5 separate regions of the Homo sapiens genome follow, and regions 2, 3, 4 and 5 are each linked to region 1. A link is a loop called in an ENCODE intact Hi-C map of the cell type or tissue named here. Cell type or tissue: PC-3. All regions are shown on one strand. Region 1 overlaps CAB39 (calcium binding protein 39). Region 2 has its middle 84 kb from the start of LINC01907. Region 3 overlaps FBXO36 (F-box protein 36). Region 4 has its middle 59 kb from the start of LINC01907. Region 5 overlaps CAB39 (calcium binding protein 39).

What was found. Peaks named below come from ENCODE experiments on the same cell type or tissue, not always from the same donor. Only the 100,000 strongest peaks of a DNase experiment are listed, where the experiment ranks them.
Region 2: a loop joins it to region 1, with 12 times the contacts of the local background. A loop is called at or near these places in 25 of 110 quality-filtered maps.
Region 3: a loop joins it to region 1, with 14 times the contacts of the local background. A loop is called at or near these places in 15 of 110 quality-filtered maps.
Region 4: it touches region 1 in a loop (7-fold over the local background); 10 of 110 quality-filtered maps call a loop at or near these places.
Region 5: a loop joins it to region 1, with 7 times the contacts of the local background. A loop is called at or near these places in 9 of 110 quality-filtered maps.

Annotation. Positions count from the first base shown.
Region 1 is chr2:230,796,904-230,801,903 of GRCh38, forward strand. It overlaps CAB39 (calcium binding protein 39), which reads left to right. Exons shown (of 9, transcript NM_016289.4): 5 at 1,826-1,994. Among named protein-coding and RNA genes, the nearest start is that of ITM2C, 66 kb to the right of the region's middle. In PC-3, a CTCF peak has its summit at 2,090 (motif pointing left); a DNase peak (open chromatin) is centred at 2,008; H3K27ac peaks cover 2,034 bases.
Region 2 is chr2:230,614,351-230,619,350 of GRCh38, forward strand. No RefSeq gene overlaps it. Among named protein-coding and RNA genes, the nearest start is that of LINC01907, 84 kb to the right of the region's middle. RefSeq lists an enhancer at 836-955. In PC-3, no CTCF peak of the experiment used is centred here; a DNase peak (open chromatin) is centred at 3,031; H3K27ac peaks cover 1,761 bases.
Region 3 is chr2:230,005,455-230,010,454 of GRCh38, forward strand. The region is part of intron 3 of FBXO36 (F-box protein 36); the gene reads left to right. Among named protein-coding and RNA genes, the nearest start is that of SLC16A14, 61 kb to the right of the region's middle. RefSeq lists a silencer at 1,335-1,524. In PC-3, a CTCF peak has its summit at 2,910 (motif pointing right); a DNase peak (open chromatin) is centred at 2,917; H3K4me3 peaks cover 277 bases.
Region 4 is chr2:230,638,539-230,643,538 of GRCh38, forward strand. No RefSeq gene overlaps it. Among named protein-coding and RNA genes, the nearest start is that of LINC01907, 59 kb to the right of the region's middle. In PC-3, no CTCF peak of the experiment used is centred here; a DNase peak (open chromatin) is centred at 2,273; H3K27ac peaks cover 1,433 bases.
Region 5 is chr2:230,735,990-230,740,989 of GRCh38, forward strand. The region is part of intron 1 of CAB39 (calcium binding protein 39); the gene reads left to right. Among named protein-coding and RNA genes, the nearest start is that of CAB39, 26 kb to the left of the region's middle. In PC-3, no CTCF peak of the experiment used is centred here; DNase peaks (open chromatin) are centred at 1,972, 3,152 and 4,162; H3K4me3 peaks cover 2,659 bases; H3K27ac peaks cover 4,921 bases.

The sequences.
Region 1 (5,000 bases):
AAGGAGAGAATTTGAAAGTTGTGTGGCAGGTTGGGAGGTGACATTGTGCTAGAACAGGAGATCTAATAAGAGGAAGACTGGATAGTTAAGTCCAGAAGTTTGTCTTTATTTGATTAGCTAGAAGAAATCATTTTAAGCTCCCAAGCTGGAAATGCTGTTGATACACTTGTGTGTTGGGTAGATTTATTATGACAGAGCTTGAACAAAGGTGCTGGCTAGGAATCATTTCCAATTGTCCAGGTATGAATTAATGTAGCAGTGGGAATGAATAAAAGGAAATGAAACTAAGATAATCAGAAAAATATTTTTAAAAGCCTTTGAAGGCTTTTGAAGCCTGACATTGAAGTTGGGAAGATTTGGAGTAAAGAAGGAAAGGTTTAGAACTGGGCTGTCCAATATAGTAGCTACTAACCACATGTAATTAATTGAAATTAAATAATATTTATGATTCAACCCCACAGTCACACTAGACAAATTTCAGGTGCTCAGTAGCTATATGTGGCCAATCTCACCATAATGAACAGCACAGATACAGAACATGGAAATTTCTGTTAGACCTGGTTTAGAACTGGGTAACTGAAACAAAATAATGATGCCAAATTATAGAAATGAGGAAGCAGGGGGGTGGGGGTGATTTTATGGAGGGGGATGAGATTTGATTTGAGACACGTTGAGTTTATGGTAGCCCTTTAACGGAAGTTGTCCAGAGGCAACAGAAAATGCCTAACTAATTCAGGAGTAGACATGGAGGTGGGGTTAGTAGTCATGGTGGGAGCCATGAGATTGTATGGGCTTTCATTAGCAGGCTGTAGGCAACAGGTGAAGACCTCAGCCAGGCAAGAAATGGGAACAGTCAGAGAGATAGAAAGGAGAACATGAAAGGTTTTATTTTGGTTTTTTACAGCACTGTCAGGACACTTGAGTAGAAGACTCTATTTAGCCAAGAGGGAATCTTTGCTGGCCCGTTATTTCACTAGTGTGTTGGGAAATGGAATATGACTAGAGGAGAATGTGAGGTGGAAAGAAAGCCAGTGCATGCAGCTTGAGAGGAAGTAGAAGAGAGCGATGTGTTTGAGGGGGCGGAAGAGTCCAGTCAGAGGGCTTGTGCACATCTGAAGGGGAAATGCCTCTTGCTTGGCTGAGAGGTGTCTCTCTAATGGCGGGGAAGGAAGAAGCCAGAGACATGGAGATGAGCATAGGGAAGGCTGTGTGCAGAGAGCTGATGAGGGGGGTCTGCCTGCTCTGTGGCCCCTGGGCTCTCTGATGGGGACACTTTGTGAAGTCCTCAGGAGGAGGCTTATCAGCTTGGTAGTGTTTACATGTGGCTGAGAGTCTCCAAGTACTATCTTGAGTATTGAATTGAAACAACAAGGTATAAATTCTATATGTTTGTAGACCTATTTAGATATTCTGAATTTGGGGAAATATTTTGTTTTCTGTTTTTTGATTTAGCTTTTGGTTTTTCTGAGTGTCAAGAGCACCATCTGTAAAAGCTAACCCCTGTATGGAGTGGTATGACCCGAAATACTTCTCTTGAAATCTTTCAGCTTAAATAATGAACCTTTAGTCACACAGTCACTCGTATGGCTATTTTTCTTTGGTTTAAGGCGGTCATCACCAACCAGTGTGTGTTTGCACTCTGGAGTCAGTTTACCTGAGCACATGCTCTGCTCCGACTGAAATACCTTCTGTAATCTGCGATGGTCATTTAGTTAGGATACATGTCTGAAAACTGTCTTTGGCCTGAAAGTTTGAACTGTTCAGTGTTGGAGTTTTGAAAAAGCAATCATGTTTGGTTTGTTTGTTTGGTTTTTTGTTTTTGCAGGTATGAATCTCCAGAAATAGCTCTAAATTGTGGAATAATGTTAAGAGAATGCATCAGACATGAACCACTTGCAAAAATCATTTTGTGGTCGGAACAGTTTTATGATTTCTTCAGATATGTCGAAATGTCAACATTTGACATAGCTTCAGATGCATTTGCCACATTCAAGGTAACAAAAACTGTAGAATTCTAAATATCCTTGAAAGTCAGAGGTGTGCTGTTTTTCTAAACCTTCATTGCCCTCCTAAATCTACACGTGGCTGCCCTCTAGTGGGAAGAGAAAGATACATTTTGTATATGTTTGTGTGATAGAGGTATATGCAGTAAAGTCACAGCTTTAAAAGGGTGGAAAAGTTAGATTCTAAAGTCTATCTAAAAGACAAAAGTCCTGTGTGGTCAAAATTCTACTTTGCTGTTAAATTATAATTAAGTATGGTATACTGTACAGCATATGTAACAACCAGGTTTTCTCCTGTGTTTGAAACATTGTGTAGCAGTTTCTTTGGTTAAGCACCAGATGAAGTAGTTGGCTTCTGTTCAGGTTTATGTTAATTTGGAATATACACTTCATGAAATATTAGGACCACATTCAGGACAGAGATACTCACATTGTGGACAGGCCCGAGGAAACAGTGGATTCACCTCTCCCATCTCTGCTCACACTGGATCATGTCGATTAAATGTAGAGCGTGGACAGAATCACCCACACTATTCAAATCATAATGTATCTTCCCCGCTCCCCCATCTACCTTTCCTCCCTTGGTGTATATTTGTATAAATTAAATACATACATGATGTGACAGCACTGTACAACGTGCAGATTCTTGTTTTGAGTTACAAGGTTCTATGCTGTTTACAATCTATGAATAAAGCAGGAGTCTTTTACAATGAGAGCAAGCGTTTGTAGGTTACATTCCCTTATATAAATTGCCTAACCTTATGAATAAATATTTAGAACTGTTTTAATATAAACCAATACTTGCCAGGCGCAGTGGCTCGTGCCTGTAATCCCAGCACTTTAAGAGGCTGAGGCGGGCGGATGACCTGAGGTCGGGAGTTCGAGACCAGCCTCACCAACATGGAGAAACCCCGTCTCTACTAAAAATATAAAATCAGCCGGGCGTAGTGGCGCATGCCTGTAATCACAGCTACTCGGGAGGCTGAGGCAGGAGAATCGCTTGAACCCAGGAGACGGAGGTTGTGGTAACCCGAGAATCACACCATTGCACTCCAGCCTGGGCAACAAAAGCGAAACTCCATCTCAAAAAAAAAAAAAATGTATACACGCACACACACACACAGCCCAAAGAAAATACATATATACACACCAGTATTTAGCATACTGATATGCAGACGACCATGCTCAGAAACCATGAACACTATCACAGTGAGAAGTGGCCACCTTTCTTCTGAGGGTTCATTTTCATGATTATGAAAAGCCCCTGAAATAATGAGCACACACTTTGGTCTCTGGGTGAAATATGTCCCACCTCAGAGTGAATGAATGCCCTAAAGATAGGATGAAACCTGGGGACCTGATCATTAGGGTTTTACCTTGAATGAGAATCAGGTCATAAGGCCCCCAGGGATTTATTGAATGAGAATCAGGTCATAGTATGAGAGCTCCCCAGGAATTTATTTCCCAAAACTCTTAAAGAGGGAGTTGAAAGCCTCAGGTGAGGACCCAGATATTTGTATGTAGGTGTACAAAGCAAAACAAAATGAATTTGAGATTATAACATAGAGTGATCAATATGATGTCTTAGGTGTCACCACAGTTGGTGGGCTAGGACTCATGCTTATAATGCATCGGTGGAAGGGTATGTCCCATTCAGAAGTAGCAGACCTGCCATGAAGGGCGGTGTAGCAGCACCATGTGTCAAAGAGAGATTCCCCTGTGTGGAAGGACAGCCAGGAGCCTGAGGGTGGCAGTACTCTGGCCACATGAGGGTGAAGGAAGAGGATTGAGCAGCAGTGGTGTGGGAGAATGCAGCAAGACCCCTGACCCCGTCAGGATGTGGTTGACATGCTTCTGGCACAGATGGCAAAGGTGGCTCAGAGGTGAGAGAGATGTACTGACTATGTGCTGGAAATGGGATTTGCAGTGAGTCTCGTCTGGCCTGGCTGATAATTTCATTTCAGTTAGGGTTACTTCTTTTGATAATTCTCACCAAGGAGAAAATGGCAGTGATGGATCGCTATGGGTAAAGCAGCCCTATCAGGTCATGGTGGCCAGAGAGGGAGACTGGGCAGCCAGGCAGGTCACCCCTACTTGATAAAGAGGAAGCTTCATAAAACAAGGTAGTGTCCTAAGGGTGAGCTCTGGAAGAGAGAGCACTGGGGAGCTGGCCTGGACTGTGCATCTCAGGTGCTCCTTATTGCATGGAAAGGAAGGAGCTGAGAGGAGAGGCCCCCCAAAAGAGGGTTCTCCAAGAAACAAAATTAAGCAGAGTCTACAGCCAAGACAACATGTGAAAGAGAGGACAGACCTCCCATCATAATTTCAGGGTAGCTAAACTAGCAGACAGGTGGAAGTCACCTTCCTACTCCTCCCTGAAAGAAACTCCAGTCAGGGAAGAAAGGAAGACCAGCAGGAACAGCCTTACAGCTGCACACCAGAGGCGCTGACAAGGAGGGACACGTTGCTGCTCCTCTCCTGTCTTGCTGCTAGTCTCCTGTTTGCAGAGCATATTCTTATAATGGAAAAGAAGAATAGATCTATGGTTCATGCTTTCCTTTGAGAATGTGGCAAGAGCGCCCTCCCAGAAAACGTGCTCTGCACACAAAAATTTCCAAACATGTGGCTCATCCATAGCCCTGGAACAGGTGCTGAGTCTTTAAAGGAAATTAGAACTGCTCTAGGCCAGGCATGGTGGCTCACGCCTGTAATCCCACCACTTTGGGAGGCTGAGGTGGGTGGATCACCTGAGGTCAGGAGTTTGAGACCAGCCTGGCCAACATGATGAAACCCCGTCTCTACTGAAAATACAAAAAATTAGTTGTGGTGACATGCGCCTATAGTCTCAGCTACTCAGGAGGCTGAGGCATAAGAATCCCTTGAACCTGGGAGGCAGAGGTTGCAGTGAGCCGAGATCACTCCACTGCACTCCACCCTGGGCGACGGAGTGGGACTCTGTTTAAAAAAAAAAAAATGCTCTAAATATGTCCAAAATTC
Region 2 (5,000 bases), 180 kb before region 1:
ACAGTTAATATTAGCTGTGATCCTAAGTGAGCCATACCTAAACCGATCCCATCCCTGCCTTCACGGAGCTCCTGGTGTGGTGGAACGCATAGTTTACATAAGGAATTTTAATACAGGGTAATAGCAGAGATGGCAAGTCAGACAAACCTAGTCCAATGAGAAAACACCACTTAAGTTGAAACATAAATACTTACTAAGATGCTGAATTTGAGGTCCTTGTGACATATCCAAGTAGCAGTGTCATTGGACAGGTGTTTATAATAAGTCTACAGCTCAGAAAGCCAGCCCGGGTCGGGCGCGGTGGCTCACGCCTGTAATCCCAGCACTTTGGGAGGACGAGGCGGGCAGATCACCTGAGGTCAGGAGTTTGAGACCAGCCTGACCAACATGAAGAAACCCAGTTTCTATTAAAAATACAAAATTAGCCGGGTGTGGTGGCACAGGCCTGTAATCCCAGCGACTCTGGAGGCTGAGGCAGGAGAATTGCTTGAACCCAGGAGGCGGAGGTTGCAGTGAGCCGAGATCGTGCCATTGCACTCCAGCCTGGGCGACAGAGTGAGACTCCGTCTCAAAAAAAAAAAAAAAAAAAGAAAGGCAGCCTGGGCTGCAGATCAGATCTGGAAGCCACTGAAGCCTCGGGGGTGGCTGACGTTGCCTGGGAGGGTGAGTGGGCAAGAGGAGCTGTGTGAGTGACTACACCCTGTGCTTCTCAAACTTGAGCGCACAGCTCACTCACCTGGAGGGCTTCTCAAAACACAGATTGTGGGGCCCCGCCCCCTAAGTCTCAGATTCAGTACATCTGGTTCGAGGCCAAAGAATTTGCATTTCTTTCAAGTTCCCAAAGAAGAAGGTACATCTGGAGTCTAGTCAAGTTTTGAGAAAAGGGCTTTTCATTACAAGCAGAGTGTAACCAGGAAAGATGGCTCCTTGTACCCACCAGAGGAATAAAAACATCTTTTAAGAAAAGTCTAAGATTCTGACATTTTGGTTACAAAGTCAAGAAATAAGCTCCACCTAAAAAAAATCATCATCATTGGCCGGGCGCAGTGGCTCACGCCTGTAGTCCCAGCACTTTGGAAGGCTGAGGTGGGTGGATCACGAGGTCATGAGATTGAGACCATCCTGGCTAACACTGTGAAACCCCGTCTCTATTAAAAAATACAAAAAATTAGCCGGGCATGGTGGCGGACGCCTGTAGTCCCAGCTACTCAGCTACTCGGGAGGCTGAGGCAGGAGAATGGTGTGAACCTGGGAGGCAGAGCTTACAGTGAGCAGAGCTTGCGCCACTGCACCCCAGCCTGGGCGACAGAGCGAGACTCCATCTCAAAAAAAAAAAAAAAAAAAATTCATCATCATGAGATGCATCCATTTCACTGGCATTAGTCATCTGAGACTATCTAATGCAGAGCAATAAATTCTTTCCATGATGCTGGATATCTCTTGGACCTCCCTGTAAATAATTTTTTTTTTTCTTCTTGAGATGGAGTTTCACTCTGTCACCAAGGTGGGAGTGCAGTGGCGAGATCTCGGCTCACTGCAACCTCCCCCTTCTGGGTTCAAGCAATTCTCCTGCCTCAGCCTCCAGAGTCGCTGGGATTACAGGCACCAGTCACCATGACTGGCTAATTTTTTTTCGTATTTTTAGTAGAAAGGGGGTTTCACTACATTGGCCAGGCTGATCTCGAACTCCTGACCTCAGGTGATCTGCCTGCCTCGGCCTCCCAAAGTGCTAGGATTACAGGCATGAGCCACCGCACCTGGCCCCTGTAAATAATTTTTTTTTTTTTTTTGAGATGGAGTCTCGCTCTGTCACCCAGGCTAGAGTGCAGTGGCGCAGTCTCAGCTCACTGCCAGCTCCGCCTCCCGGGTTCATGCCATTCTCCTGCCTCAGCCTCCCGAGTAGCTGGGACTACAGGTGCCGGCCACCATGCCCAGCTAATTTTTTTTGTATTTTTAGTAGAGACATGGTTTCACCATGTTAGCCAGGATGGTATCAATCACCTGACCCCATGATCCACCTGCCTCGGCCTCCCAAAGTGCTGGGATTACAGGCATGAGCCACCACGCCCGGCCCCTGTAAATAATTTTTAAAGAGGCAACCTCGATGGGCACTGATCAGTGAAACAGAGGTCATTAGAGCGCTTGCTATCTGAAGGCGGAAATCCTCCATCCACTGGGCAACACTAGCCCTTGACTTAATTTCATTACAATGAAGGTGAATTTGGCTCTGGTCACTATCGCTCCAGCTCAGAAAGTATTCTGGCTGCAGTGAGCCCTGGAAGAGACAGATCTGAAAATTTACTGAGGTTAGAATCAAGGCACCTTGGAGTCAGGCAGCCATTGGTTGGATTTCTAAAACTGTCATTTACTTTGAGTGGCCTAGGGCACATTACTTTCATTTTTGTGAGTGTGTGTGGTTTTTGTTTTGTTTTGTTTTGTTTTTTTGAAATGGAGTCTCATTCAGTTGCCCAGGCTAGAGTGTCATCGTGCTACCTCAGCTCACTGCAACATCCACCTCCTGGGTTCAAGCAATTCTCCTGCCTCAGCCTCCCAAGTAGCTGGGATTACAGGTGCACACCACCACGCCCAGCTAATTTTTGTATTTTTAGTAGAGATGGGGTTTCTCCATGTTGGTCACGCTGGTCTCAAACTCCTGACCTCAGGTGAGTCGCCCACCTCGGCCTCCCAGAGTGCTGGGATTAGAGGTGTGAGTCACCACACCTGGCCTAGGGTACATTACTTTCTGCATGCTTGTTTCCTTATATGAGAATATAAATAACTATAGCATTTTTCTGAAAGATAAATTTTTAAAAGTATGTGAAAAGAACAGAATTCTTGGCCTGTGGTAAGTACTCTATAAATGGTAACTATTTTTGCCATTATTTCCATTTTCACTGTTGTTTGGAGAAGAAATGAAAAGTTGAAGAGAGTGTTTAATCAGTTCATAAAGTTGCCAGGGGACTTTAACAGCTCACAAGAGTAAAATGCTAAAAGAGAAAATCTCCAAGCCTTAGGGAAGAAGCTTAAGGGAGTTACACAGGAAGTTTAATGCCCTTTATATTTGTGTGTAATAAACACACATCATAAGAAAGGAATTCCCTTAGCCGGGCGGGGTGGCTCACGCCTGTAATCCCAGCACTTTGGGAGACCGAGGCGGGCGGATCATCTGAGGTCAGGAGTTCAAGACCAGCCTGGCCAATATGGTGAAACTTTGTCTCCACTAAAAACACAAAAATTAGCCGGGCGTGATGGCACATGCCCATAATCCCAGCTACTAAGGACGCTGAGGCAGGAGAATCTCTTGAGCCCGGGTGGTGGAGGTTGCAGTGAGCTGAGATGGCGCCACTGCACTCAAGCCTGGGTGACAGAGCGAGACTCCGTCTGGAAAAAAAAGAAAAAAGAAAAAAAAATCATTTCATTTCCAAACTTATAAATAACTGGCAACAAGTATTTTTGCAGAAAGCACTAGAGCAAAGTACTCTCCATCACAGCTGAAAAAGGGTTTTATTTAACTTGGAACAGCTGCAGGCACAGAGACTGAAATGTTCCTGCCATTGAACATTGAGTTAGGGAGTTCCCAGCTACACAGGGCAGGGCAGCATCTCTGTAGGACACCTGGAACCAAATGGGCTGAACTGGAACAGAATGAAAGAGAAATCCAGGTGGGACCAGAGAAGTAACTATTCCAAAGCCCTGCTCAGGTGAGTTTTGACTCAAGAAGAATCAGAAATCAGAAGTTCATCTTGGGGCTTCCTATATCTATTAATTTTCTGTTGTCTTTTTTTTTTTTTTTTTTGAGACAGAGTCTCACTCTGTCACCCAGGCTGGAGTGCGTGATCTCAGCTCACCGCAACCTCCGCCTCCCGGGTTCAAGCAATCCTCCCACCTCAGCGTCCCAAGTAGCTGGAGCTACAGGTGCCTGCCACCATGCCCAGCTAATTTTTGTATTTTTAGTAGAGACAAGGTTTCACCATGTTGGCCAGGATGGTCTTGAACTCCTGGCCTCAAGTGATCTGCCCACTTCAGCTTCCCAAAGTGCTGGGATTACAGACATGAGCCACTGCGCCTGGACTTGTTGTCTTAAACTCTTAAGTTAGAGAACTTTCCAGGTCATGGCTAAGACAGACATATTGACCAGAGACACCATCAAAACACTTGCAGCCCAAACTGTGAAGTCATTTCAATATGACACCCAGTGACTCCTTTTGCAATTGTCATTCTCAACCCATTTACACTCTTTCTTCTTATAAGAAGAGATTTTTTGGCTGGCTGCAGTGGCTCACACCTGTAATCCCAGCACTTTAGGAGGCCGAGGCAGGCAGATTTCTTGAGTCCAGGAGCTCAACACCATCCTGGACAACATGGCAAAACCCTGTCTCTACAAAAAATACAAAAATTAGCTTGGCATGGCAGTTCACAACTGTGGCCCAGCTACTCAGGAGGCTGAGGTGGGAGGATTGCTTGAGGCTGGGAGGCAGGTTTCAGTGAGCTGTGATCATGCCACTGCACTCCAGTCTGGTCAAAAGAGTGAAGCCCAGAAGAAAGAGAAAGAGAAGAAAAGAGAAGGAAGAGAAGGGAAGGGAAAGGAAAGGAAAGGAGAAGGAAGAGAGAGAGAGAGAAAGGAAAGAAAGAGAGAGAAAGAGAAGGGAGGGAGGGAGGGAAGGAAGGAGGGACGGAGGGAGGTAAGGAAGGAAGGAAGGAAATGAAGGGGAAACAAAGGAAGAAAGAAAGGGAAAGGAAAGGAAGAGAGAGAAAGAAAAAAAGAGAAAGGAAAGGGAGGGGAGGGGAGGGGAGAGGAGAGGAGGGGAGAGGACGGGAGGGGAGGGGAGGGGAGAAGAGAAGAGAAGAGAAGAGAAGAGAAGAGAAGAGAAGAGAAGAGAAGAGAAGAGAAGAGAAGAGAAGAGAAGGTCACTTCCAAGATGGCCAAATAGCAACAGCTCCAGTCTGCAGCCCCTAGCGAGATCAATGCAGAAGACGGTTGATGTCTGCATTTCCAACTG
Region 3 (5,000 bases), 790 kb before region 1:
CTCCATACTTTATATACAATTTGCATTGCATGTTTATCTGTAGAAAAAATTGCTAAGTGTAACTATTTAAAATACTCAAAGAAATATATTGAAATATGCATGATATAGGTAGTATACTGGGACTATAATATGCGCCTCCATGCATATGGAAAAAAGGAAATAAGTATGTACCTTGGGTCACAGACTATAACATTCATTCATTCATTCATTTATTCATTCATTCATTTATTTGAGATGGAGTCTCACTCTGTTACTCAGGTCGGAGTGCAGTGGCACAATCTTCGTTCATTGCAGCCTCCGCCTCCCAGATTCCAGTGATTCTCCTGCCTCAGCCTCCTGAGTAGCTGGGATTACAGGTGTCCTCCTCCATACCTGGCTAATTTTTGTATTTTTAGTAGAGATGGGGTTTCACCATTTTGGCCAGGCTGATCTTAAACTCCTGACCTCAAGTGATCTGCCTACCTCGGCCTCCCAAAGTACTGAGATTACAGATGTGAGCCACCACGCCCAGCCCATAAGAACATTTATTGAGCACCTACTGTATGTCTAGCATTCCACTAAGTTTTCTAATTACATTTTTTATTTAGTTCTCATAGAAATCTTTAGATGTAGATACTATTATTATCCTCATTCTATTTTATTTTATTTTAGTTTTTTTTTTTTTTTTTTGAGGCAGACTCTTGCTCTGTTGCCTAGGCTGGCACAATCTTGGCTCACTGTAACCTCTGCCTCCTGGGTTCAAGCAATTCTCCTGCCTCAGCCTCCCAAGTAGCTGAGACTATAGGCGCATGCCACCATGCCCAGCTAATTTTCGTATTTTTAGTAGAGGCGGGGTTTCGCCATGTTGGTCAGGCTGGTCTCTAACTTCTTACATCAGGTGATCTGCCTGCCTTGGCCTCCCAAAGTGCTGGGATTACAGGCGTGAGCCACTGCGCCCTGCCATCCTATTCATAAGGAAGCTAAAACTCAGCAAGTCTAACTGATGTGCCCGAGGTCATATGGCCAGGGAGTTTCCCTCAGGCACCCGACTGCTGGACCGAGTGATATATGGATACACTTCAGGGCTCTGTGCAGTCAGTATGTAATTACTGAGCCCCTGCTGTGGGCCGGACACAGTGGTAGGTTCTGGGGACTTGAAGGTGAAAAGATGCACGTGTCCCTGCCTTTAAGGAGCTTACATTCTTGAGCAGAGCAAAGGAAGAATATGGCTGGGAATGAAGTGGGAGGGGCTGGGGAGTAGCAGGCAGATCTGCAGGCACATGGTCAAGGTGTTGTTTTCATGGAGCCTGTTAAGAGTGCGGTGTGCAGGGTCACCTCTACGAGACAGAAAGGCTCCCACGGCCAGACCTGACGCCGTAGTATCGCTTCTGCCTTAGAAGCATAAAGACACATTCCCAAGAGCCAGACTGTGTAGGGACTCTGTGAAAGGCACCCCAGCCCAGGGAGTCCATGGTGCTATTCCACAGTTGAGGATGGAAGTATCCAGTTATACTTAATGCCACCAGCAATCAGGATCATCCAGCTTTCTGCCTTTGCTCTGATTCTATGTTGACCAAGGCCTGGAGCCTGCAGCCTGGAGCTGTGGATGAGCAACCAGCATACTGGAAAGTAGAGCTCCACACCTGTCAGGGTGGGGCCAGTCTCGGACTGAGACAAGTTCACCAAGGTGTGCTGCCATTTGGGCACCTGCCTGGGGTGCCTAGTGGCTTGCCCCTGATAGCACCAGGCCTTGATGCTATCCATTTCCTCCAAAATGCAGTAGATAAGTCTGGAGAAACCACCAGTGCAGCTAGATGAGAAGGCTGAGGCCCAGGCCGGGAAAGAGATGGTCATGACAGGCATATAAACACATTCATCCTGATTGTGACTCAGGAATCACCGGGAGAACCACTTAGGAAGAAAACCACTCCTCTGTCCTTTGTTGGCTGTGGAGAGAGAGATTTTTTCCTCATGTCTACAAACCCTCTATGATCATAATTCCCATGTCTGGCCAAGCAGGTGAAGCCCCTGGGGCACAGGTGGAAACACAGATGCCAGGCCCATCCCCTGAGCATCTGGCTTGGTAGATCTGAGGTGGAACCAGCACTTGTGCTCTTAATGTGTTTTCTTGTGTTTACAGCAACCTGATTCTAAGGGTTTGGTCCAACAATTTTCTTTTTTTTTTTGTTACAGAGTCTCGCTCTGTTGCCCAGGCTGGAGTGCAGTGAAGCAATCTTGGCTTACTGCAATCTACCTCCCAGGTTCAAGCGATTCTCCCTCAGCCTCCCAAGTAGCTGGGACTACAGGCGCATGCCACCATACCTGGCTAATTTTTGTATTTTAGTAGAGACAGAGTTTCACCATGTTGGCCAGGCTGTTCTCGAATTCCTGATGTCAAATAATCCACCCTTCGGCCTCCCAAAGTTCTGGGATTACAGGAGCCTGCCACCACCCCTGGCTAATTTTTGTATTTTTAGTAGAGACAGGGTTTCACCATGTCGGTCTGGCTGGTCTCAAACTCCTGACCTCAAGTGATCTACCCACCTCGGCCTCGCAGAGTGCTGGGATTACAGGCATGAGCCACTGTGCTCATCCTGGCCCAAGAATTTGACCAATCGATATTAAGGTTGTACAGATCAAATGTCTCAGGGGACTCTAGAAGGCTGGAAGCTTGCGGGAGGAGATCTCCTAGCATCACTGCGCAGGCAGTGTGGTGTGTTTAAATAAGCAGGAGGCTGGAGAGCTGGGTTCTGTTCTGTTCTTCGCTCAGCCACTCCCCAGCATGAACCTGGAACAGCATCCTTCTCCCTTCTCTTCTCTCAGCCCTGGTTTTCCTATTTGCAAAGGGAGAGGTTTTAAATAGATAAGCCCTAAGATTCTCTTCAACTTGACAATTTATGTATGCAAAATTCATGCACCACCACCGGGGGGCGCTAAATCCATGGTTAGCTGGGCTTTGGATCTGAGTAGCCAAAACTATAGAACCTTTCGTTTTGCAACCTGGCAACTACTAAGCAAAAGATCGTCAGGGTTTGGGAGTCATAGATGGGGGTATTTTGTACACGAACTTATAATATAAAACAAAACTGTAAATATTTTCAGTATAAAATTTGATGAGTCATAAATGAAGTTATACTAGTGGAAATTTTAGCTCTTTTGAGAATTATTTCCTTTCCCCCCAAATCTTGTAGTTTCCACCCATAATCTCTATTACAAGACACATTGATATCCTGAAATGTACTGTGCTAGTAATGGGATAGTAATCCACATTGGTGCTGGAGTTCAGATCTTTTAAAGGAAGGTCAAATGATCTGTTTTTCATATTAAGACATTTTTAAAGTTTTCCTTTGTTTATATTTAGAATAGGTTGTAATCTGAGTAGAGGAACTAAACCTTGAAGGACTGTTGAAGGAGAGATAAGATAATGAGTGACCCTTCTAACATCAAAATGCTTTAAGGTCTGTAGATATCATATGATTCAGTGTTGCTGTTTAGCAATAACCATTATGTGACTATAATAGCTGTTGTGTTGATGTTTGCGCAGAAAGGATCTTAAGCAATTATGCCTTATTGTACTATTCATTTCTATTTGTAATTCATTCTCTTCCCTTATTGGAGTACTTTTAGAAGATCATGAAGTATGGAAGGAAGGAGTGGTGACTGCTTTCTGTTCAGAAGTGAACGTAGTGGTGTCAGGAGGTAGAGGTCACACTTACACATTTCTTCCTCCCCAGGAGGAAGTCAGGACACAGGGGGGCACAGCACAACAGGGCTGGCCAGGGCTGGTGCTGTTTGGGATAGGAGGTAGGATGGGCAGGGGGAAGCTGGGTATGGGCCAGGGAGGCTGCCCTGGTGCTCCATTATGAGGGGACAGCAATCATGCCTATGTTTGTGTGAACCCAAGATTTAGCTCCCACTTACAAGTAAGAATGTGCGCTATTTGGTTTCCCATTTCTGTGTTACTTTGCTTAGGATAACAGCCTTCAGCAGCATCCACACTGCTGCAAGGACATGGTTTCATTCTTTTTTTATGGTGTGCAGTGGCAAAAGTTAATAGAAGAATAGAACATCTTCTACTTTCAAGACCAAGAAGTGCTCACACCTTGCAGGAATTGGAGAAGGTTTGGATCACATCACCAGGGGTAGCATCTTGATGAGCTGAAGTGCTGGCTAAAGACAGACAGAAGATGGGGTGATGGTAGAGGGAGAAAGTTATAAATACAACTTCCGGCCGGGCACGGTGGCTCACGCCTGTAATCCCAGCACTCTGGGAGGCTGAGGCAGGCAGATTACAAGGTCAGGACTTCGAGACCAGCCTGATCAACGTGGCGAAAACCTGTCTCTATAAAAAAAAATACAAAAATTAGCCAGGCATGGTGGTGTGCACCTGTAGTACTAGCTACTTGGAAGGCTGAAGCAGCAGAATCACTTGAACCCAGTAGGCGGAGGTTGCAGTGAGCCGAGATCGCACCCCTGCACTCCAGCCTGGGCAACAGAGTGAGACTCTGTCTAAAAAAAATAAATAGATAGATAAAAAAATAGATAAGGCTGGGCACAGTGGCTCACGCCTGTAATCCCAGCACTTTGGGAGGCCAAGGTGGGCAGATCACCTGAGGTCGGGAGCTCAAGACCAGCCTGACCAACATGGAGAAACCCTGTCTCTACTAAAAATACAAAATTAGCTCAGTGTGGTGGCGCATGCCTGTAATCCCAGCTACTTGGGAGGCTGAGGCAGGAGAATCACTTGAACCCAGGAGGCAGAGATTGCAGTAAGCCGAGATTGCGCCATTGCACTCCAGCCTGGGCAACAAGAGCAAAACTCCATCTCAAAAATAAAAATAAAAATAAATAAATACATACATAGATAAATAGAGATGAATTGGAATTAACTAGAGGCAACAAACTTCATCCAGATGTTGACAGTGACTGATGGGACTTGGCCGCAGTGGGGTGGGGGTGAAGGTGGAGAATAACACATTTTCCCTTGCACGAGGGAGTGTTGTGTTGCCTGGTGTTGGTAG
Region 4 (5,000 bases), 160 kb before region 1:
TTAATAACTTCAGAAATGGTCAATATTTCTTTTAAGTAAAACTGCTGATAAGAAATAGACAAGATTGGTCAGGCATGGTGGCTCACACTCATTATCTCAGCATTTTGGGAGGCCCAGGTGGGAGGATCACTTGAGCCCGGGAATTTGAGATCAGCCTGGGCAACATAGTGAGGCCTTTTCTCTACAAAACAAATTTAAAAGTTAGCCAGGTGTGGTGGTACATGCCTGTAGTCCCAACTACTTGAGAGGGTGAGGCGGGAGGATGCAGGATTGCTGGAGCTTAGAAGTTCAAGGCTGCAGCGAGCCATGATTATGCCACTGCACTCCAGCCTGGGTGACAGAGCAAGACCCTGTCTCCAAAAAAAAAAGAAACGATTCACATAGCTTATTTTGCACAATATTGTTTTGTGGTTTTTGGTTTTGGGTTTTTGGGGTTTTTTTGTTTGTTTGTTTGTTTGTTTGTTTTTTGAGATGGAGTTTCGCTCTTGTTGCCCAGGCTGGAGTGCAATGGTGCAATCTCAGCTCACCGCAACCTCTGCTTCACGGGTTCAAGCAATTCTCCTGCCTCAGCCCACTGAGTAGATGGGATTACAGGCATGCACCACCACACCCAGCTAATTTTGTATTTTTAGTAGAGATGGGGTTTCTCCATGTTGGTCAGGCTGGTCTCAAACTCCCGATCTCAGGTGATCCACCCGCCTCAGCCTCCCAAAGTGCTGGGATTATAGGCAGGAGCCACCACGCCCAGTCACAATATTGTTTAATTTAATCATGTAATTTATTCATCACATTAAATCCAGAATTGCTTTTTTGTTTTTTTGAGACAGCGTCTCACTCTGTTGCCCAAGCTAGTGTGCAATAGTGTAATCATGGCCCACTGTAACCTTGAACTTCTAGGTTCAGGCAGTCCTCCCTCCTCAGCCTCCCCAAATAGCTGGGACTACAGGCATACACCACCACACCTGGCTAATTTTTTTTTTTTTTTTTTTTTTTGAGACGGGGTCTTGTTCTGTCGCCCAGGCTGGAGTGCAATGGTGCAATCTTCACTCATTGCAACCTCCGCCTCCTGAGTTAAAGCGATTCCCCTGCCTCAGCCCCACAAGTACCTGGGATTACAGGCACGCACCACCATGCCTGGCTAATTTTTTGTATTTTTAGTAGTAGTAGAGACAGGTTTCACCTTGTTGGCCAGGCTGATCTCGAACTCCAGACCTCGCAATCCACCCGCCTCAGCCTCCCAAAGTGCTGGGATTACAGGCATAAGCTTTTTTTTTTTTGGCGAGTCAAGACCTTACTATGTTGTTGCCCAGGCTGATCTTGAACTCCAGGCCTCAAACCATCCTCCTGCCTTAGCCTCCCAAAGTGCTGGGATTAAAGGCATGAGCCACAGTGCCTGGCTGTGAGAATAGTTTTAAGTAGATGTTTGTTGTTGTCATGAGTTCAATTGTGTCCCCAAAAAAAGATATATTGAAGCCCTAACTTCCACTACCTCAGAACATAACCGTTTTGGAAATAGGGTCACTGCAGATTAGTTAAGGCAAGGTCATACTTGAGTAGGGCGGGCCTCTAATCCAATATGGCTGATGTCCTATAAGGGAAAACTCTGTGAGCACAGACATATGCAGAGCGAAAATAATGTGAAGACACACGGGGAGAAGATGGCATGAGACTGGAGCAGTACAGCTGCAAGACAAGAAATGCCAAGGGTTGCCGGCCGGGAGTGGTGGCTCACACCTGTAATCCCAGCACTTTCGGAGGCCAAGGCGGATGGATCACTTGAAGTCAGGAGTTCAAGACCAGCCTGGCCAACATAGTGAAATCCCGTCTCTACTAAAAATACAAAAATTAGCTGGGCATGGTGGCACATGCCTGTAGTCCCAGCTACTCAGGAGGCTGAGGCAGGAGAATCCCTTGAACCCAGGAGGCAGAGGTTGCAGTGAGCTGAGAGCGCGCCATTGCACTCTAGCCTGGGTGACAGAGGGAGACTCGATCTCAAAAAAAAAACAAACAAAAAAAACCCCCAAGGGTTGCTAGCAACACCAGAAGCTGTGAGAAACAAGGAAGCGTTCTCCCCCAGGGAGCACCACCTGCTGACGTCTTTAGCTCAGATTTCTAGCTTCCAGGACTGTGAAACAATAAATCTCTATTATTTTAAGCCACCCAGTTTTGGGTACAGTCTGGTGCCGAGTAACAATGTTTAGGTTAACAATGAATCATATACACAATGCTTGTCCCATAAGATTATAATGAAGCTGAAAAAATTTTTATTGTCTAATGATATCATAACCATTGTACATTGTTGTGCAATTACTTTATTTTTTATAAGTTTACTGTAGCCGAATGTACAGTGTTTATAAGGTCTACAGCAGTGCACAGTAATGTCCTAGGCCTTCACATTCATTTATCAGTCACTCACCGACTCACCCAGAGCAACTTCCAGTCCTGGAAGCTCCACTCATGGCACGTGCCCTATAGAGGTGTACGAAATTTTATTTTTATTATTTATTTATTTATTTATGTATTTATTTTGAGATGGAGTCTCACTCTGTCCCCAGGCTGGAGTACAGTGATGTGATCTTGGCTCACTGCAACCTCTGCCTCCCGGGTTCAAGTGATTCTCCTGCCTCAGCTTCCCAAGTAGCTGGGACTACAGTCGCCTGCTGCCAAGCCCGGCTAATTTTTTGTATTTTTAGTAGAGACGGGGTTTCACCATGTTAGCCAGGATGGTCTGGATCTCCTGCCCTCGTGATCCGCCCACCTCAGCCTCCCAAAGTGCTGGGATTACAGGTGTGAGCCACCACACCCGGTGGTATTTTGTATATCTAAACATAGAAAATTACAGTAAAAATAGGCTATAAAAATAAAAATTGGGCCGGGCGTGGTGGCTCACCCCTGTAATCCCAGCACTTTGGGAGGCCAAGGTGGGCAGATCATGAGGTCAAGAGATCACGACCATCCTGGCCAACACAGTGACACCCTATCTCTACTAAAAACACAAAAATTAGCTGGGCGTGGTGGTGCATGCCTATAGTCCCAGCTACTCGGGAGACTGAGGCAGGAGAATCTCTTGAACCTGGGAGGCGGAGGTTGCAGTGAGCCGAGGTAGCGCCACTGCCCTACAGCATGGGCAACAGAGCGAGACTCCGTCTAAAAAAAAAAAAAAGAAAGAAACAAAAGAAAACAGATATACAAAATACCATTGTGCTACAATTGCCTGCAGTATTCAATACAGTAACATGCTGTCCAGGTTCATAGCGTGGGAGCAGTAGGCTACACCATGTAGCCTAGGTGTGCTAGGTACCAGCAGTAGGCTACACCATCTAGATTAGTGTAAATACAACCTATGATGTTCACACAATGATGAAATCTCATGATGCATTTCTCAGAACGTATCCGTTGTTAGGCGATGCATGACTGTACTTTGTTACGGCAGCCCCAGGAAACTAATGCAGTTGTCTACTCAGCATCCATTCCCCTCTTCCTAACAATACCCAAATTTTCGTTTGTACGTTTACCCCTTCTGCATACAGGAAACCATTGAGATGGCTTAGCCAATCAGCATTTTTTATTTTATCCTCCATAAGTCGTTGGTTTGGAGGTGGACACATCTTTAACTGGGCCGATCGGAGTGGCTCTCAGCACTCTCTCTTAGAATAGTGGGACAGAGGGCTCCTCGAGAAGGATGTGAGCCACTAGACATGAACCAGAAAGCATAAGGCTTGGATTACATCTGGCAACAGCCATCTTCAGATGCAGCCAACAGGGTGGGCAACAGAGCAGAGAGACTCAAAGGTCCTGGGTCATGGGAGATGTCTTAAAACCGCAAGATCAGTCTGCCCTGAAACATTGAATGTCTTACAGTCAAAGGCTTTATAGTTAAACCAGTTTAACTGAGATCTGGCATTCTTGCAGCCCAAAGCTTCCCAGCTGACAAGCTGGCAACACAGGGCAGATTGTACCATCTCAAGCCAAGTGAGGGGCTTTAAAAGAATCCACTGGAGGCTGGCTGCAGGGGCTCGTGCCTGTAATCCCAGCACTTTAGGAGGCTGAGGCGAGTGGATCACCTGAGGTCAGGAGTTCGAGACCAGCCTAACCAACATGATGCAACCCCATCTCTACTAAAAATACAAAATCAGCTGTGCATGGTGGCACACGCCTGTAATCCCAGCTACTTGGAAGGCTGAGGCAGGAGAATCACTTGAACCCGGGAGGTAGAGGTTGCAGTGAGCCAAGATCACGCCATTGCACTCCAGCCTGGGCTACAGAGCGAGACTCCATCTCAAAAAATAAAAATAAATTTAAAAATTAAAAAATAAGGAATCCCTTGGAGAGATAGACACGAAGGACTCGGGACTGAAGCCACACCCAAAGAATCTATAGCCTGGAGGCCATGGCTGGAACTCACCCTGCTTGGCAAATACAGGAAGAGACATGACGGTGGTGGAAAGGGCCTGCACTTCCAGAGCCTGGTGGGACAAGGATGGATGTGCATCTCCCAGAGGCCAGAGATGGGCTCGCTGAAAGGAGCTGGGCCAGGTCTCCTTGAGAGAGACTCTGCCCAGGAGAACTTGCTGCAAGTAAAGCAGGGGAATGAACCAGAAAGCAGGGACCCTGCATTGGTGATCAATTGGGCAGCAGGAGGTGTCATCCAGTTCCCTGGAGTTCCCACTTAAAATTACAACAGAGCAGGTCAACCAAAGCCCTTCCTGCCCCTCACCTCTCTTCCCCTGCCCACTCTAGTCCTGCAGAGACCAAAAGAACAGGTGGCGAAGGAGACCAGAGGTTGAGAGTCAGAAAAGCGATCAGACCACTCCCCACAGTTCCTGGACTAAGACAGGCCCCAGCTGAAGCAGGGTAGAGGGCGTTAGTAGGATAAAATATTGAATATTAGAAGAGATAAGACTTTTTTTAATTATTAAAAGGAGTCTGTTCTTATAACTAAAAGGTCCTGGAAAAACTGTGGGCCATCCCCAGATTTTAACCAGGTCTAGTGAGCACTG
Region 5 (5,000 bases), 61 kb before region 1:
TTTGAGAGATGGAAGAGTTATGCCGACCATCTCTCATGTTCACATGGGCTGGTATGCTGTTACTCATGGATAGAAAGTATTTGACTCTCAAGAAAAATGGTGGAAGTCTCCTCTTTTGCTGCACATTGTACATGTTGATGGCTTTACCACATTTTCTCTGTTTGACTTAATGTAGTAATCTCTTCCCAGACAGGATGTCCCTGTAACATTGTTACCTATTTCTACAGCAGTGAGAATATTGACATGCTAGATCTTACAGTATTTAACAAATTTAGCATGGTGGTAAGGATAAAAGCTACACCCTCGTGCTAAAATTAGATTTTTTCATGTCCTTTGCCTGTCATTTTAGGGAAATGGAGAAAATTAGGGATATGTTTCCTTCTCTCTTTTTTTCTTCTCCCCTTCTGTCTCATCTTCCACGTCACCCCAGAGAGTTAGATAAAAAGCAATGGAAAAAGTGGAGAGATGAAATTATTCTCAGGACAAGGTTAGTATCAAATGCATGTCTTTTACACTAGCTACACATTTGGCTTTGAGTTTTGAGTAGCCAGAACAAAGAAAGAAAGAGCAAATCCAAGACAGTTTATGAGATAAAAAGAAAGCCAACCACTTAGGAGAAGCATAATTTTCTGTAATCGAGACCCTGTGGATCCTTTATTAATGCGAGCTCTGGGTCCTTAATATACTTCTCAAATCGTGGTCAGGAGGAGGGGAAGGAGGGGAGTCAAAAAATCTCAAAAACTTGACCCTTCTCTGATCTCAACAGTGTCTGTAAAAATGAAGTACCTGAGTTCAAGTTTAAGGTATCTTAGTACAAGACGTAAAAGACATAGTATTAGGCCAGAGTGCAGTTTAATTAAATCATTTTTCTGATGCTCTGGAGCTGTGGAAGTGGCCCTTTATAATGATTCATGCTGCCAACCTTTTAATTAAAATTGAGTACCAGAGAGGTCCAAGGTTAGAGTGTCTGGTAGCTGCTCTGGCTTTAACAGTTGGCTCGAATGGCAACCAACACTAATATCTGCCTTTCAAAACTTAACCAGGACTTGATTTCAAATCTAGTTACATAAGTTGACTTGGAGTCCAGGTTAGTGTTTTCCTCAGAAACTAGTTCTGCACCCAACATGCAGACATTTTTAATAGACACAGTTTTAAAGTAATTTTTAGAAAAAATTTTTTAAATTGATGACACTGAAACCCAATATGTAAAACTGATAAGAGTGAGGTGTTTGGGCTGAAGAGAAGATAGACCCTCACCTGCTGCAGATCTTAGAATGGGCTTAAAAGCCACTATCAGAATCATGGCTACTGTCATTTTAGTTTGACAAAACTTCAGTGCCTGGATTGCTGTTCTCCCACTGTTATGGAACAAGCTCACCCTGTCTCCCCGCTACCCTCTCAGGACACCTGCAGAAAATCTAATTTTAAACAATGTAACTTCCTTTTCAAGCCACTATGAGTCTGAGAGATTGGCCGTATGGTTAACAATAACCCCAGCATTTGGGGAGATAGAAAAATCCAAAGGATAGATTTTTGAGGCCTGCACGAAAATGATCATCTCTGTTTGTTAGAGATTACAGAGCGCTGTCACGAATATTTTGTTTAGTCCTCACATTAACTTGTGTTAGTAATATTCTTCTGCCAAAATAGTAAAGGAAAAATAAAATGCCATGTTCAAAATTTTTGTAGAGGAAAATAAGTTTTTAATGTAAGTAAATGTATCCATTGTACCTCTTCCTGAATGGTTTTAGGCCTCTCACTAAAACTTAAATTTTTATGTTCCCTTGGATATAAGATGCTTTTGTTGTGCATTTTAGATACTGCTTTGAGATTAAAAAGCAAGTTTTCCAGTTTGACTATATTATGATGTCAACACTTACCTGGAAAGCACCACTCCATAAAGTGTGGAATGTTCTTTGAGCAATAAAAGAAGGTATGTGGTTATTCTGTAAACAGCACTTGGGTTTTTCACCTTCTGCCTGCTTTTTCACCCGATACTTTATTACCCATCAGAGCTTGACGAAATTACAAAGTCATTTTTCTCGCCTTATCATGCTTCAGACTGTTGCATAAAGTCTTCCAGTGAAACATTTTCTGACCCTTATCCAAATTTTTCATTCTACACAACGCAGTTCAAGAAACGTCTCCGCTGAAGTCTGGGACCTTCAGCACACAGTGCCCTGTCTGTACCTATTAGTCTTCCATGGATTTAAGTCTTCTGTATTTGTGCCTTTCTCCCCAGCTGTATTCTAAGTCCTGAAACACCTAGCGAATATGTACCACTTATCATTCATGCCATTTAGTTCTCATCTTTTGGTTTATGAGCTGAGTTTAGGCTGTATGATTGGGAACTTTTTTCCTCCAAAAACACAAGCAAGAGCTTTTATATTTGATCATACCAGTCAGTTGGCAAATGAGGTTTGGTTACTTCCTCTGAAGTTCAGTGTTGTTTAGCCTCATTATTTCATCAGGATCAAGGCTTCATATGCCAGTTAGTGTGTTGATGTGGAGGAGTGGAGTGGAAAGAATATGTTGATTGGTTAGGAAAATTCTCAGCAGAAATTATCCTTGGGTAGAATGTTCTATGTGATCATCTACAGGGCTGTGTACTTGTGCATTCTGTGACTCTAAATACTGCTGCTGGAAAAAGTCTGTTTACACTAAATACCACCATACGACAGCCTTTGAGCAGTTTAAAAAGAAACCTTCCAATCTCCTACTATGGTGGTTTAGCTCAGGCTGGTTTTGTGGCATGTTTGTGCTTTTGTGGGCATTTGGCCAGAACAGAAATAGCAATGCTTAGACCTTGAAGGAGAGTGATTTTCCAGGTTTACATCTGATGCTGTAGAAATAAGTTTAAGGTTATAAATTTTGCAAATAAAACTTTTTTTCAGAATAGTTATTCATTGGAATGACTAAAAGGAAAAACTAAAAATCATTTCACCACTCTCAGGTATGACTTTAGAACCATAGCATTTCCAATCTACCTTAATTCTTTGACACAAAAATAATTTTATGGAAGGCCTTTTCCCCATACTTGAACTTTCAAGTTTTCTCATTTGTTTAGGTATTCTTTTAAAGGAATTATCTCTATAAAAGAGCAGGATTCACTGTTTGCTTTTCTTATTTACCGAAATGTGGGTGAGGCTGTGATGTTTGCCCATGATCATATGGACTATGTTTACACAGCCTTGTAGCAAGTGAGAGTAAATTTAACCAGAAGGAAAATAGATATTTTTAAAATGTGGACATTGATTAACCTTTTGTATTTTAAAATACAGTGCTAATTTGTCTAGAAATAGCTGAAGTTCCCGTTTTCTGAAACTAGTTCTAAAGATATGATAATTTAACTCTTAATTTGTTAGGGTATCTGTGAATAAATCATTGTAGGTAAAACTAAAGATGGCAGATCTGTATTGATAAAAGACCTTTAACATATTCAGAGAAATCAGTCATGTATTACAGATGTTTCTAAATAAATAATGCTTTGTAATATGAAACTATAATTTGAAGTCTTTTTTTTGAGACAGAGTTTCGCCCTGTTGCCCAGGCTGGAGTGGAATGGCGCGATCTCTGCTCACCACAACCTCCGCCTCCCGGGTTCAAGCGATTCTCCTGCTTCAGCCTCCCAAGTGGCTAGGATTACAGGCATGCGCCACCACGCCCAGCTAATTTTGTATTTTTAGTAGAGACGGGGTTTCTGCATGTTGGTCAGGCTGGTCTTGAACTCCCGACCTCGGGTGATCCGCCCACCTCGGCCTCCCAAAGTGCTGGGATTACAGGTATGAGCCACCACCTCCAGCCTCTAATTTGAAGTCTTAAATCATGATAAAGTCTTTGTGCTTTGCCGTAATTGGAGAAGTTCAGCATTGTGAATATGGTTGCTATCATTAGTATAAAAGAGCTATTCAGATTGATTTTAAATCTTCTACTAACTGCAAGTTCGATCTTATCAGTGGTTTATAAAATCCCCTTAGTGGGTTATGACTAGTATTTACAAGGAAGGGAAGGAGTAGGGCTAGGATAGAACAAAATAGAATAAAGAATGTCAGTATAATTTTACATAGTAAGTATAAGTGCTATTTGGTGACTCTTGTTTTCTTTTTATGAATATGTGTGCATCATGGGTCATGAGGTCAAAGTAGTCTGTACGCCACCAGTGATACTATAATGCAGTTAGGTGGCCTGGTGGCCTCGTGGTTATTTAATGACTGTACACAAAATACAGATTGAAGAGAGGCTTTATTGGAAAGCTCCAGTACTCTCTTCCCTGACCTATTCATACTTTTAATAGGAAGTAAAGGAAAACCTGTGTGACTTGCTAATCAGATTTGTAGTTGACAGGAATCTGGTAGGGGAAGCTGATGTATACTGGATAACAGCATTAAGATCCAAGTAAAAAAATTTAAATGCCATACTACATACTGAGTCTAAATCAGAAGGAATTGAATAGGAATAATTGTTCAGTCCTGCTGGCACGTCCCAAAATGCAGTAATACAGCAGACCCCAACCTTTTTGGCATGAGGGACCAGTTTCGTGGAAGACAGTTTTTCCACGGACTAGGGCTGGTGGGACATGCAGGGCAGGGGATGGTTTCAGGATGAAACTGTGCCACCTCAGACCATCAAGCATTAGGTTCTCATAAGGAGTGGACAACCTAGATCCCTCGAATGCACAGTTCGCAATAGGGTTCACGCTCCTGTGAGATCCAGTGCTGCTGCTGATCTGACAGTAGGCAGAGCTCAGGCAGTAATGCTCTCTCACCCACTGCTCACCTCCTCTGTTACTAGCAGGTCACTGGACCCGTACCACTCCACAGCCCGGGGGCTGGGGACCCCTGCAGTAGTATACAATGGTTGAAGATGGGGCTTCCTATGCAACATGTACAAAAGACTTGGGTCAATTAAATTGCTCAGTAGAAAGTGTTTTAGCTGTGTGGTGTGACTATTAAAACTTAACATAATTTAAGATCACATTTATGAAATATATGGAAAGGTAG